Regions from separate parts of the Homo sapiens genome. Here all the other regions are linked to region 1. A link is a contact called in ENCODE Hi-C or POLR2A ChIA-PET data. All regions are on one chromosome and are shown on one strand. The core of a region is the stretch at or near the end of the contact, and the rest is flanking DNA. Distances in the headings are between cores, read along the strand shown.

What was found. Hi-C counts contacts between places; a loop is a spot of excess contacts on that map. ChIA-PET counts read pairs that join two places held with the same protein, here RNA polymerase II (POLR2A). Pooled maps may share reads with other maps.
Region 2: a loop to region 1 is called in a map of natural killer cell, with 4 times the contacts of the local background. The contact joins two enhancer-like sites. A Hi-C loop is called at or near these places in 40 of 168 maps with a recorded cell type or tissue (B cell, CD14-positive monocyte, CD4-positive, alpha-beta T cell and 28 more), 28 of 37 single-sample maps with no recorded cell type and 29 of 50 pooled maps. POLR2A ChIA-PET finds 5 or more read pairs at or near these places in 19 of 52 experiments (CD4-positive, alpha-beta T cell, CD4-positive, alpha-beta memory T cell, CD8-positive, alpha-beta T cell and 13 more).
Region 3: a pooled map shows a loop between it and region 1 (3-fold over the local background). The contact joins the promoter of EEF1AKMT2 here to the enhancer-like site in region 1. A Hi-C loop is called at or near these places in 5 of 37 single-sample maps with no recorded cell type and 11 of 50 pooled maps. POLR2A ChIA-PET finds 5 or more read pairs at or near these places in 12 of 52 experiments (CD4-positive, alpha-beta T cell, CD4-positive, alpha-beta memory T cell, CD8-positive, alpha-beta T cell and 8 more).

The regions. Positions count from the first base shown.
Region 1 is chr10:124,721,439-124,725,170 of GRCh38, reverse strand. The region is part of intron 1 of FAM53B (family with sequence similarity 53 member B); the gene reads left to right. Among named protein-coding and RNA genes, the nearest start is that of FAM53B-AS1, 19 kb to the right of the region's middle. RefSeq lists enhancers at 47-1,013, 1,283-1,372, 1,423-1,512. Within about 2 kb of position 1,695, at least 30 of the 41 ENCODE cell types and tissues checked have a DNase peak (open chromatin) inside an H3K27ac peak, as active enhancers do; they include B cell, CD14-positive monocyte, CD4-positive, alpha-beta T cell and 11 more, where a contact is called at or near this core.
Region 2 is chr10:124,647,235-124,650,966 of GRCh38, reverse strand. All of the region lies in intron 4 of FAM53B (family with sequence similarity 53 member B), which reads left to right. Among named protein-coding and RNA genes, the nearest start is that of FAM53B-AS1, 55 kb to the left of the region's middle. RefSeq lists enhancers at 1,949-2,038, 1,858-2,700, 2,853-3,147, 2,893-3,187 and silencers at 1,919-2,119, 1,853-2,147. Within about 2 kb of position 2,051, at least 32 of the 41 ENCODE cell types and tissues checked have a DNase peak (open chromatin) inside an H3K27ac peak, as active enhancers do; they include B cell, CD14-positive monocyte, CD4-positive, alpha-beta T cell and 11 more, where a contact is called at or near this core.
Region 3 is chr10:124,789,923-124,793,654 of GRCh38, reverse strand. It overlaps EEF1AKMT2 (EEF1A lysine methyltransferase 2), which reads left to right and starts at 1,768. Exons shown (of 7, transcript NM_212554.4): 1 at 1,768-1,931; 2 at 3,317-3,382. The coding sequence starts at 1,822. RefSeq lists enhancers at 369-1,091, 1,155-1,464, 1,092-1,816 and a silencer at 1,595-1,654.

The DNA of each region.
Region 1 (3,732 bases), core at 446-2,945:
TGCTGGGTCTTGTGTCTTTAGCTCCAGATGTAGTCACTGGGAGGTGACGGGCAGGCTTTGGCTTTGCCTGGCCTTGAAGTTTTCCTCACAGTTTTGTTTTGTCAAGGAGTGTTCCCCCTTCTACTCTCGCTCCTCAGAAACAAGGGGACACTAACTCAGTCATGGCTTTGAATGGAGCGTTTCTGTGTGGTTTTCTCCTTGTCCCAGTACTCTGCCTTCTGCAGCTCCCAGCCCCCAGCAGCTGGGCACATTGGCCCTTGTGCTTTCATATCCACGAAAACACGTGGGAAGCGCGTGCCCAGCACATGCCTTGATCACATATTTGTAACTCGGGAGTCTGAGATGATCGTGACATTCTCGTATGGGGCTGTGTGTGGCCACTCCCATTCCCCAAGGGAGAACACAATTACTGTATTGTCTGTGGGCATTCTGGGCGAGCTGCTTGGGTCACGGCTGGGGCTGTTGGTATATTGGGGGATGGAAATAACCGTTTTGCAGCTTCCTACCTTTATGCTGCCATTTACAAAAGAGGGAGGTTTGGGACGACCTCTTAGAATCCCCTGGGTCACCTGGCTTTGTTCAGCTGAGTAAACCACCAGCCTGTGCCCCCCTACCCCGCCCCCATAGCTCAGCTTGTTTGCCTGCTATTCAGGCAGGACAGCTCTGGGAGGGCAGACCTCTGAGAGGTGGAGAGAAGCAGAGTGATGGGAGGCAGAGAGCAGGGTGGCGGCTTGTGGCTGTCCGGTGCGCAGAGCTCCCCCTGCCTGGGCCTTGTGAGGGCGCTGGCGCTGGCACTGGCCGATGTTGTGGCAGCTGACCTGTCTGGGCATCCTGAGGCTCCTTCCACCAAAAGCTGGGAAGGGGCCCTCCACTCCCAGCCCCGTCCCCCTAGCTTGCTGGAGTGTCAGACATGTCATTTAGCAGCATCCTAATAGAATACCCTCACCCCATCTCTGGCATTGAACTCCTGCCCAACACTCATGCCGCTTCCTCTAGGAAATCTCCCCAGATCTTTACCTCCCTACTTGGAATTCCAGGCTCACTTCTCTGCCCTTGTGGATTTATTATCGTATGACACACTATGCCTTGTGGGAAACCTAATTGAACACTTGCTGTTTGCGTGAACTTAGTTATGTATCACCTGCCTTCTTCCCTCAGTCCCTAGCACAGCCAGCCTAGTGCGTGTTGGACTTGGGACGAGACTGATACCGGGAGGAAATAATGCCCAGAGAGAAGCACAACACAGGGAGTACATGAGATTTGCCGGTTCAACTACAGTCACCTAGAAATACTTTTTGTTTCTGAGTAAAAGTCTGTTCTAAGGAGCGCAGCGTCACATGTGTATATAATCTTCCCATTGACCCATTTTGCTCTCTGTGGAGGCTCCCAGGACCTTGGCCCTCCCTGTCCCACTGGGGTTCCTGCAGAGGCCTGGGCTGTCCAGGCTCTGCCTGGCCCAGGGCCGGCCCTGCAAGTGCTGCCCGCCTCACATCAGGCCCTGACTGCAGCAAGACTCTTCCTCCTAAAAGCAGAACACAGAAAACAAAGCTGTTAGGGCAGGGCCCTGGGCTCTCAGTTTTCCCATGATTGGGTGTGAGAGGGCTGCTGGCCACCCTCCCGCCCACAGAAACTCTGATGAGTGTTTTCAGGTTCCTGAGGAGGTGTGAGTATGATCAGATACAGGGGTTTTTGTGCTGGTCACTGTGTTTTTCTGTTATGCTCTGCTACTGTGGAACCCAGAAAACTTTTGAGCCCAGCCCCTCCGTGAATCAGGAGGTGCTGTGCTTTGAATTAGTGTTAACAACATTTTGATAGCTATCGGAAACCCCCTGCAAGCAAGACAGATTTCAGTATCTCTGGCACCAAGAATGTTGAGACTTGACTTAACGTGGTGATTGTGTTCTTTGTTTCAGCAGACATTTCCTGAGCAGCTCTTTGTGCCAGGTTCTGGGGACTCAGGGGACTGAGGCTGGGCTCATGCCCTCCAGAAGCACACAGTCTGTAGGGGTGGCAGCTTGCTGGTTCATTTCATGGCCCTGTGATTCAAGCTCTGCATTCTGCACAGAGGCAGAGGGCGTGACCTGACTCAGTGTGGAGTGTGGAGGTCTTCCTGGAGGTGGTGACACCTGAGCTGAGTCTAAAAGATGAGGTTAGAGAGTCTGGAGGCTGAGAGGGCAGCAGGGAGCAGGGGAAGTGGGTGGCAAGTTCTAGCCTGAGAGACCAGCATGAGCAGAGGTCTGGAGGCAGGAAACTGCATGTGGTATTTGGAGAACTCCAGAATGTTTTAAGAATAGGCAGTACATGCATGTGTACAAACTCAGCAGTGAAAAGCAGTTTCCTCATCCCTGTCCCCAGCTACACGTCTCCCTCCTTCCTGGGGGGAGCTCCTGTTGTCATTTTCTTGTTTGTCCTCCCAGAGATATTCCATATGCATGTGCAAGAATATGCAGATATATACACACACAAATGTGTGTATAAAAATACAGTATTTTTTATATTTTTGATTTTAGAAAGTATTACCTATTTCTTGTGAAAGTCAATATCTCGTTTGGTTCAAAATTGAAAACATACAAAAAGCCATTTCTTGAAGAGTCTTCTCTCATCTCTGTTCCCGGCTACCCATTTCCGCTCCCTGAAGACAGGTTTTATGTTAAGTTTCCTTTGTATCCTTCCAGGACTTCTGTATTATTGGCACAATTATTTATTTAGTTTCACCCAAATGGGAGCTTAATATACCCACTGTTCTGATCTTTGCTTTTCTACTTAGCACTATACCTGAAGATGGTTTCCTCTTTGGATGTGTTGGGCTCCCAAAGCCTTCTTTTTTTTAATTTTTAAAATTAAAATTTAAATTGACACATAATTGTACTTATTTATGGGGTACATAGTGATGTTGCAACACATATAATGTATGATGATCGGCTCAGGGTGATTAGCATTTCCAACATCTCAAACGTTTATCATTTCTTTGTGTCAGGAGTGTTCAATATCTTTCTTCTAACTATTTGAAACTACATAATATTGTTAACTCTAGTCATCCTACAGTGCTATAGAACACTAGAACGTACTCCTTCTATCTGGCTGTAATTTTGTATCCTTTAACAAATCTCTTCCTGTTCCCCGCCTTCCCCCTACCCTTCCCAGCCTCTAGTCTCCTCTGTTCTGCTTTTTACTTCTATGAGATCAAAATTTTTTAAGCTTCCACATATTCTCGTAGCCTCTTAGAAAGCTGCGTTTCGTCCTTTGCATGGTGTTGCAGTGTGTATTTATCCTGTCCTTCCTGTTAGGCGGTTAGGCCACTTCCCATCTTGGCTGTGCCTAACGATACGATATGTACTATTTTGCTCATGAGTAGGACAGTCTGCAGGGCAGGCTGATTTGGCACTCACACACGTGTTCACAGGGAGAGTGAGTAAGGAGGATAGAACCGCACGAGGACACAGGCAGGTTATGTTTTACGCTCATCTCTCTAGAGGTTGACTTGTTCCCCCTTGTGAAAGGCAAGTGACTTTAAGTTGGATTCTGCTGAGTCTTGAGGAAGCTGTCTTACTCCTTTACTGTCTCCCATAAGTAAGCTCTGCAAAAGGAGACCTGGCCCAGTGTGGTCTCTGGAAGCAAGGTTCGCCCAGGGGTGTGGTTGGCGTCGCTTGGGGAGACTCCCTTACAGACTGTGACCTTCAGGCCATACCCTGCAGGACAAGGTCAGCTAGAACTGAAGCCTGCAGTGCGGCT
Region 2 (3,732 bases), core at 802-3,301, 75 kb after region 1:
CCCGTGAGTCCTCGCATTTCTTTTTTCTTTGTTGTCTTAGGTTTGTTTTCATTCTCGTTGAAGGCAAGAGGGGGGTTTCAGAGTTTAGGGCACAGAAAATCCACTTTAGGATGAACCCTTTCTTTTCAAACACATCTCTCTCTCGAAACAAATGGCTGATGGCAAAGGAATATTGGCCTCCTAGCAGGGCTGGGGACATTGTACTGGGGAAATAGTCTGGAAATTGGTCATCTGCAGAAGTAGTTTTCCTTCTGGAGGAGGAATGCCTCACTCTGGGAGGCATTAGGTGGAAGAAAACAGCGCCTCTGGAGTCCTGGGGTTAGGGTTCAGCTCTCGGCTTCGCTGTGCTCTGGCCAGGTAAACTCTGAGCTGCAGCGTCCTCATTTGTAAAGTGGAGATGAGAAGAATAACTTGCCTCACAGGGTTGGTGTGAAGATCACATAGGCCAAAGGGTGTAGAGCGCCTAGCACATCTGGCCACACTGTGCGTGCTTGGCAGATGGCAGCTGCTGTCATCACCATCATCACCATAACCACCGTTACTTTCAGCGTCACAAGCACCACTGCCAAAACCACCATCATTGTCATCATCCAGCGTGGAGGGTCCAACTGGAACGCTTAGAAGACCTAGGCTCATGCCTGGTTCTCAGATTCAGGGTAGACGACACCTGTCCCGCGATGACCTGGGCCTCTTTTACCTTTGGCCTCCTCCAACCGATAGAGAGTCCTTCCTTGGAGGGAGAGGTCTGCCTCCTTAGTGCTTACTCTGGGAGCAGGGCACAGCCTACAGTATTGTAAAATTATCCTATACTTAATTATATTACTAAGAATATCCCAGCTCCATTAGGGAGATAAGTCATCTGATCGATAATTATGTCATCTGTACCTGTCGCCAGCTTGTCTTGTTATGACGTTAGTTTTACTGCTAGAAATATCTAGTAGATGGCTGGAAATCTGCAGGCAAAGTGCAGAGGGAGTGAGCCTGCGAGGAGAGGGCCTGGGCAAGTGACTGCCCTGGGCCGCAGAGTTCTTATCTAAAAAATGGGAACAGTAGTGTCTTCCTAAAGGCACCATGGACTTAAAATGAATGGCGCGTTTCCTGGGACTTATGTATATTTGGTTGCTTATGGGGACTTACGTATATTTGGTTGCTTTTGGGGACTTATGTATATTTGGTTGCTTTTGGGGTCTGAAGGAGTACAAAGAATCAAGTGCACACTTCCCAGTGTGTGAGGGAGACCAGGGACACCGCCAGCCTGAGTTCTGGGTAGGGCAGCTCTCTGGCAGTAAGCCCTCCATCTTACAGGGGGACACTCTGCATGGAAGGCGGCCTTTATCCAGCTGTGAGAAAGCAGACTGAGGCTTGGTCTGGAAGCTCGTTTAGAACAGGCATTGTCCACATCCTTGCAGTGGCTGGGATTTTGGCAATACCTTGTGTTATGCGACGGAGGGCAGACATGTTGGGAGAAACAGCTGCTGACTTGCCTGGAGGTGGGGCCGGCCAGGCCTGCTGTTTCTCTTTCCCACCATGGCTTTGTTGCCTGGGCCAGCCTGCCCTGTAGCACCCTCTCTACCCCATCCTCCATTCTGCTTGGTCAGATGGGTGGTCAGAGGGTGCCAAGCTGGTCCAACAATAGCAGGAAGGCCTCTGCCAGGGTTAGTTTGCTGCCATCTACTGAGACAACAATATTTTTTCTTGGAAGACATGGAAACTTCGAAATAATCCAGGCTGGTTTCCTTACTCCCAGGTTAGAGGTTGAAGAGGTAGGTGCAGAAGGTTCTAGCTGGAGCCTATACGTTTCAGAACTGGAAGGGACCTGTCATTATGTACCTGGTGAAACAGGCCTAGAGAGTTGCAGTCCTTTGCCCTGGGTCACTTAGAAAGTTAGCTGATGATGGGGCAGTGACCAGACCTGGCCTTCCACTGCTGCTGTTGCCTGCCTTTGGCAGTCTGCCCAGCAGGCCTGCAGCTGCTTCTGCAAGTCAGTAGGATACAGCTCTCATCCCCCACCAGTTTCATCCTGTCTCCCGCAAGTGGCTCGCTTGTTGTGGCAAGCACTTTCCACCACCAGTCTCTCCAGTGACGCTGCACATTCGTTAAGGGCTGGGACGGTGCTTTCTCTTCTCAGGGCGGCTTCCCACAATTGCTAATCCCGGCCAGACCCCTTAGCAGCAAAAGGAGCCCCGAACAGGCGGGACAGGTGGACTAGCTCTGAGTTCTGTTTCATCTGTAGGACCTTGGGCAAGTTACTTAACCTTTCTGAGCCTGTTTGCTCATCTGCAAAGCAAAAAAGAGCACCTTTAGGGGCTTGTTGGTGCACGCACCATGCCTGGCCCATTGTGAGGGCATGGTGGAGGGCTCTGCTGTTGCATTTCTAGTGGGTTCTCCCTCGTGAAGCCCCATGGCAATTATTCTTGAGGTCTCATGGCATTCCTATGAGGCAGGCAGGACGAGGTCATTATTGCCATTTTACAGATGGGGGAGGCTCCCAAGGAGCGGGGAGATGTGTGATGATGTTATGGCAGGTGGTGGAGAGCCAGGCCAGGACACAGCAGGCCGCAGCCCATCCTACCCCAGCTTCCCAGACCTTCCCCTCCATGGAGACTGCAGGCTCGTGGGCACCAGGCACACTGGGCTGGAGGCACCCACTGCCCATCTGTCCCTCTCCATCCTGGAGGTTTCCTGCCCAAGGCTTGGCCCTCTGCCGTGCCCAGGCCTGTGGTCTTGAGCGTGGGGTTTTCCAACAGACGCTCCCAGAGCCTTGGATCCTCGATGTGTCTTGGTTTCCTCCCAGAAGCTTGGCTGCTGCAGTGTTCTCAGAGAGAGGGTTTTCTGGAGGAGGCAGGGTGTGCCATTGTGCCCTGCAGGGCCAAGCAGATTTTCAGCATCCTAGGAAGAACCAAGAATGCAGAAGTCTGGGGGTGGTGAGGCCTCAGCCAGCCCCATGGCGTCCCCAGTGCATTTCCTGTTGACTCTCCCCGTGCCCACACCCACTTCCTTTCCCATCCCTGGCTCCACCCTGAGCCCTCTGCTGGCTGATAGCTCCATGTGGCTACTGACCTGCTTCATGCACACGGGGCTGTTCTGGGCTTTGTAGGAAACAGTGACCACAGGCCAGGGTCATCCCTTGAGCTATGAAGCTCCTCCTGTGTCTGGTGAAGCCGAAGACATTTTCCTCGGCTCATCTCAAGCAGCCATCTTGGGTCTGCCCTCAACACTTCAGTGAGGTGCCCTGGGGGAGGGGGTGACCCCGAGGGAGACATAGCCACCCCACCCCATGGGGTGACATGGAAAGGGTACAGGCCTTCCCTGCCCTCTGCTGCTTCCTAGCTGTGACACTGGACACATACCTGCCTCCCTGAGCCTCAGCTGCCACACGAGTGCATTGGTGACATGCATCTCTGCTCACACTTGTTCTGAGGACAGTCCTGCTAATGGAAAGCTCCCGCATGTGGTGGGGTCTTGGCGACAGCTTTCCTTTTCTTCTCTTGCCTGCCTGTCTACAGGGAGCTTCCAGTTCCTTTGGAACTTCAAAATGTACAGATCAACACTCTGCTTGAGACCCTGAAAAATCTGATTGTCGCAGCTTGGGGAGTGGGGTTTATGAGCAAGAGAAACACCCGAGGCCTGGAGCCTTGGGGCCGCTCCTCAGAGACAGGGAGATTTGCCGTGGCTTTCTGCGCCATTCATCCAAGTCACTTAGACTCAGAGTCCCCATTTATGAAATGGGTC
Region 3 (3,732 bases), core at 519-3,018, 68 kb before region 1:
CTGACCTCGTGATCTGCCTGCCTTGGCCTCCCAAAGTGCTGGGATTACAGGCGTGAGCCACCGTGTCCGGCCTCCTGTCTGCCTTTTATCTTACCCTATCACTAGTGGCTGCCTGAAGATCTCAGAACAGCATCTATAGGAGATGCGCATCCGATCCTAGGAAGGATTTCTGATGCTATTTTATCTTTAGGGACTTGTTACTGGGCTTCTGTCTGCCAAGACAACAGAAACGTGGCCTAGCAAACAATTCCTTTTGGTTGGAAGGCAGTCTCGCTAGGGGCATTTGAGGGCCTTGCCTAGGACATAGGACCAGCAGTATTTCACAGCTACTACAGAAAATACCCCAGACTTTGGCCCATAAGATCTCTTGTATTATACTGCAGATCTACCAATGGCACTCAGACCCAGAGGCAGATGCAATCTCCGGTTCGCGGGTTGGGAGCAGTTTTGTGGAACAAAGACACCGTCTAGTTCTGACATGGTACAGGGAGGAAACACACAGAGGTTAAGACTTAGACAAGAGGCCAGGCGCGGTGGCTCACGCCTGTAATCCCTGCACTTTGGGAGGCTGAGGCGGGAGGATCACTTGAGGTCGGGACTTCGAGACCAGCCTGACCAACATGAAGGAACCCCGTCTCTACTAAAAATACAAAATTAGGCCGGGCGCGGTGGCTCACGCCTGTAATCCCAGCACTTTGGGAGGCCGAGGCGGGTGGATCACGAGGTCAGGAGATCGAGACCATCCTGGCTAACACGGTGAAACACCGTCTCCACTAAAAAAAATACAAAAAATTATCCGGGCGTGGTGGTGGGCGCCTGTAGTCCCAGCTACTCCGGAGGCTTAGGCAGGAGAATGGCGTGAGCCCGGGAGGCGGAGCTTGCAGCGAGCCGAGATCGAGCCACTGCACTCCAGCCTGGGCGACAGAGCGAGACTACGTCTAAAAAACAAAACAAAACAAAATTAGCCTGGCGTGGTGGCGCCCGCCTGTAATCCAGTTACTCGGGAAGTTGAGGCAGGAGAATCGCTTGAACCCGGGAGGCGGAGGTTGCGGTGAGCCGAGATCGCGCCATTGCATTGCACTCCAGCCTGGGCGACAAGAGCGAAACTTCGTCTCAAAAAACAAAACAAAACAAAACAAAACAAAACAAACTTAAGCAAGGCCAGGTGCCTGGGTCGAGGCAGAGCTGAGGCTTATCCGGGCATCCTCTCACTTAGCAGTCTTTCTTCCACAACACACTGATCCCCGTGTTTGGCGTATTGTGGAGAGTTGCAGGGCATTCCTTTCCCTGGACATAAATTTCCACGTCTACCGGTGACATCAAGTCACAAGAGGCCAGAACGCGGTTTTCAAGTCAGAATCTTAGCCAGAAACGAAGTTGGCCTCTTGCCAAGGAGCCAAATAACTGGATGGACGCTCGCACCCGCTTCGCAGACAGGCGCACGCAGTGGAGAGGTGAAGTGATTTCTGCGTTTGGGTAGAGCGGCGTCGGCTTTAGGTGTCCACGGTGCGGAAGCCAGCCGTTTTCCAAAATGCAATACCTCTAATGGTCCCTCACGAACAGCAGTCCCCAAATACAGCCGCTCTTGGACCTCGACGAAGGGGATGCCACTAACGCTGTGGGGAGAGCGCACGGTCCCCGCCGGCGCAGGGAGCCGGGGGTAGAGCAGAGGGCGTCGCGTCCCCATCCCAGCCCCAGCGCGGGGGCTGGAGCAGTCGAGAGGGCGGCCTCCCGCCGCCTAGAGGCGCCGGTCCGCTCGTCCGCTCTGCCTGTGCCCCGTCTCTATGGCGGCCCCAACGGCCGTCCAGGACGTGGAGCGAAATGAGCTCGGGCGCTGACGGCGGCGGTGGCGCTGCGGTGGCGGCGCGGTCGGACAAGGGCAGTCCCGGGGAGGACGGTTTCGTCCCGTCGGCGCTGGGGACCCGCGAGCAGTGAGTGTGACGCTGGGCAGGGGAGGATGAGCCGTGCCGCCCTGCCTGGGCCCCGAGAAGGGGACGGCGGGGTGGAGACCCGGGGCTCAGGGACAGGGAGACCCTCGGGGGCGTGACGGGAGCAGGGCCACCTGGCGGGGGGCTTACGGGGATTTCAAAGAGTGGAATCCCTAGGGGTCGCCCTACGCGGTTAACCGACGTTTCAAGGGATTGGAGCCCAAGGGGCTTGTGGGTGCGGGACAGGCTTTGGCTCCTGGGAGGCCTTTTGGGAGTCTCGAACCTGAGGGCCAGGCTTGGGGGAAAGGGGGAGAGGGCGAGGCTGGCGAATAGGGCTGGTCGGCGAGAGTGAGAGACCGAGGGAGAAGTGCTGGGCCTGGGAGCCGAAAAGGCTGAGTAGGAGGGGAGGGATGTGGGAGCTGGAAGTGGGGTGGGAATAGCGGATGACCCGAGGCGGGAGCGGGGAGATAGTGGGGGATCTTGGGGTGAAAGAAAGCGATCTGACCTCAAACAGACGCTCAGGAATTATTAAATGAATTAATGTGGGTGGATGAATGGCTGCAGGGAACAGTTGGGGAGAGGTAAATTGGCGGGATGAGAGGGAGCAGGGATTCTAGAGAATCATTGTAGGAAAAGAGACGGCAAATGAAAAGGATTCAGAGGGCCGGGTGCGTGGTGGCTTACGCCTGTAATCCCAGCACTTTGGGAGGCCGAGGCGGGCGGAGCACAAGGTCAGGAGATCGAGACCAGCCTGACCAACATGGTGAAACCCCGTCTCTACTAAAAATACAAAAATTAGCGGGGTGTGGTGGCGCACACCTGTAGTCCCAGCTACTCGGGAGGCTGAGGCAGGAGAATCGCTTGAACCCGGGAGGCGGAGGTTGCAGTGAGCCGAGATCGCGCCACTGCACTCCAGCCTGGTGACAGAGCGTGACTCCGTCTCAAAAAAAGAAGAAAAGCGTCCAGAGAAAATTTAAACGGAGGGCTAGAAGACTGGAATAGGCAGAGACAAATAGCACAGGAAAGAGACTGTGTGCCTGCACACTTGAGACCAGATGTGCTTGTTTCATCAAGTTTTGAACTTGGGTCAGGGACTTAGGGATACGTGGACAAATGTCTTTGTGTTTTTTTAGGCTAAAACTTATTGTTGTGCATCAGATATTGTCCTAAATGCTTTACATGTACAGTATAAACGTATTCTGCTTGCCCATGTATTTCCTTCTTTTAACTCAAGGACGTTAAAAGATTGAACTATGTGTATTTATTAATAACACTAGTGATGTTTAAACCTCTGTCATAAATAGCTCTGTAATGTATTAGAAACATACATTTAATTCATAATACAGTTTAATTCAAGAGTCTTGCTTTGCATTTCATTGTTTACATAGTTGGGATGCTGTCTATGAGAGAGAACTGCAAACTTTCCGAGAATATGGAGATACAGGTGAAATCTGGTGAGTTAGGAAAAGAATCAAGTTATAATCTAGAAGATTATATGTATATGTGTGTGTGTTTAAAAAAATACGTATATATTCGCCGGGCGCGGTGGCTTACGCCTGTAATCCCAGCACTTTGGGAGGCCGAGGCAGGCAGATCACGAGGTCAGGAGATAGAGACCATCCTGGCCGACATGGTGAAACCCTGTCTCTACGAAAATTAGACAAAAAATTAGCCAGGCATGGTGGCGCGCGCCTGTAGTCCCAGCTACTTGGGAGGCCGAGGCAGGGGAATCATTTGAACCTGGGAGGCGGAGATTGCAGTGAGCTGAGATCGCGCCACTGCACTCCATCCTGGGCGACAGAGT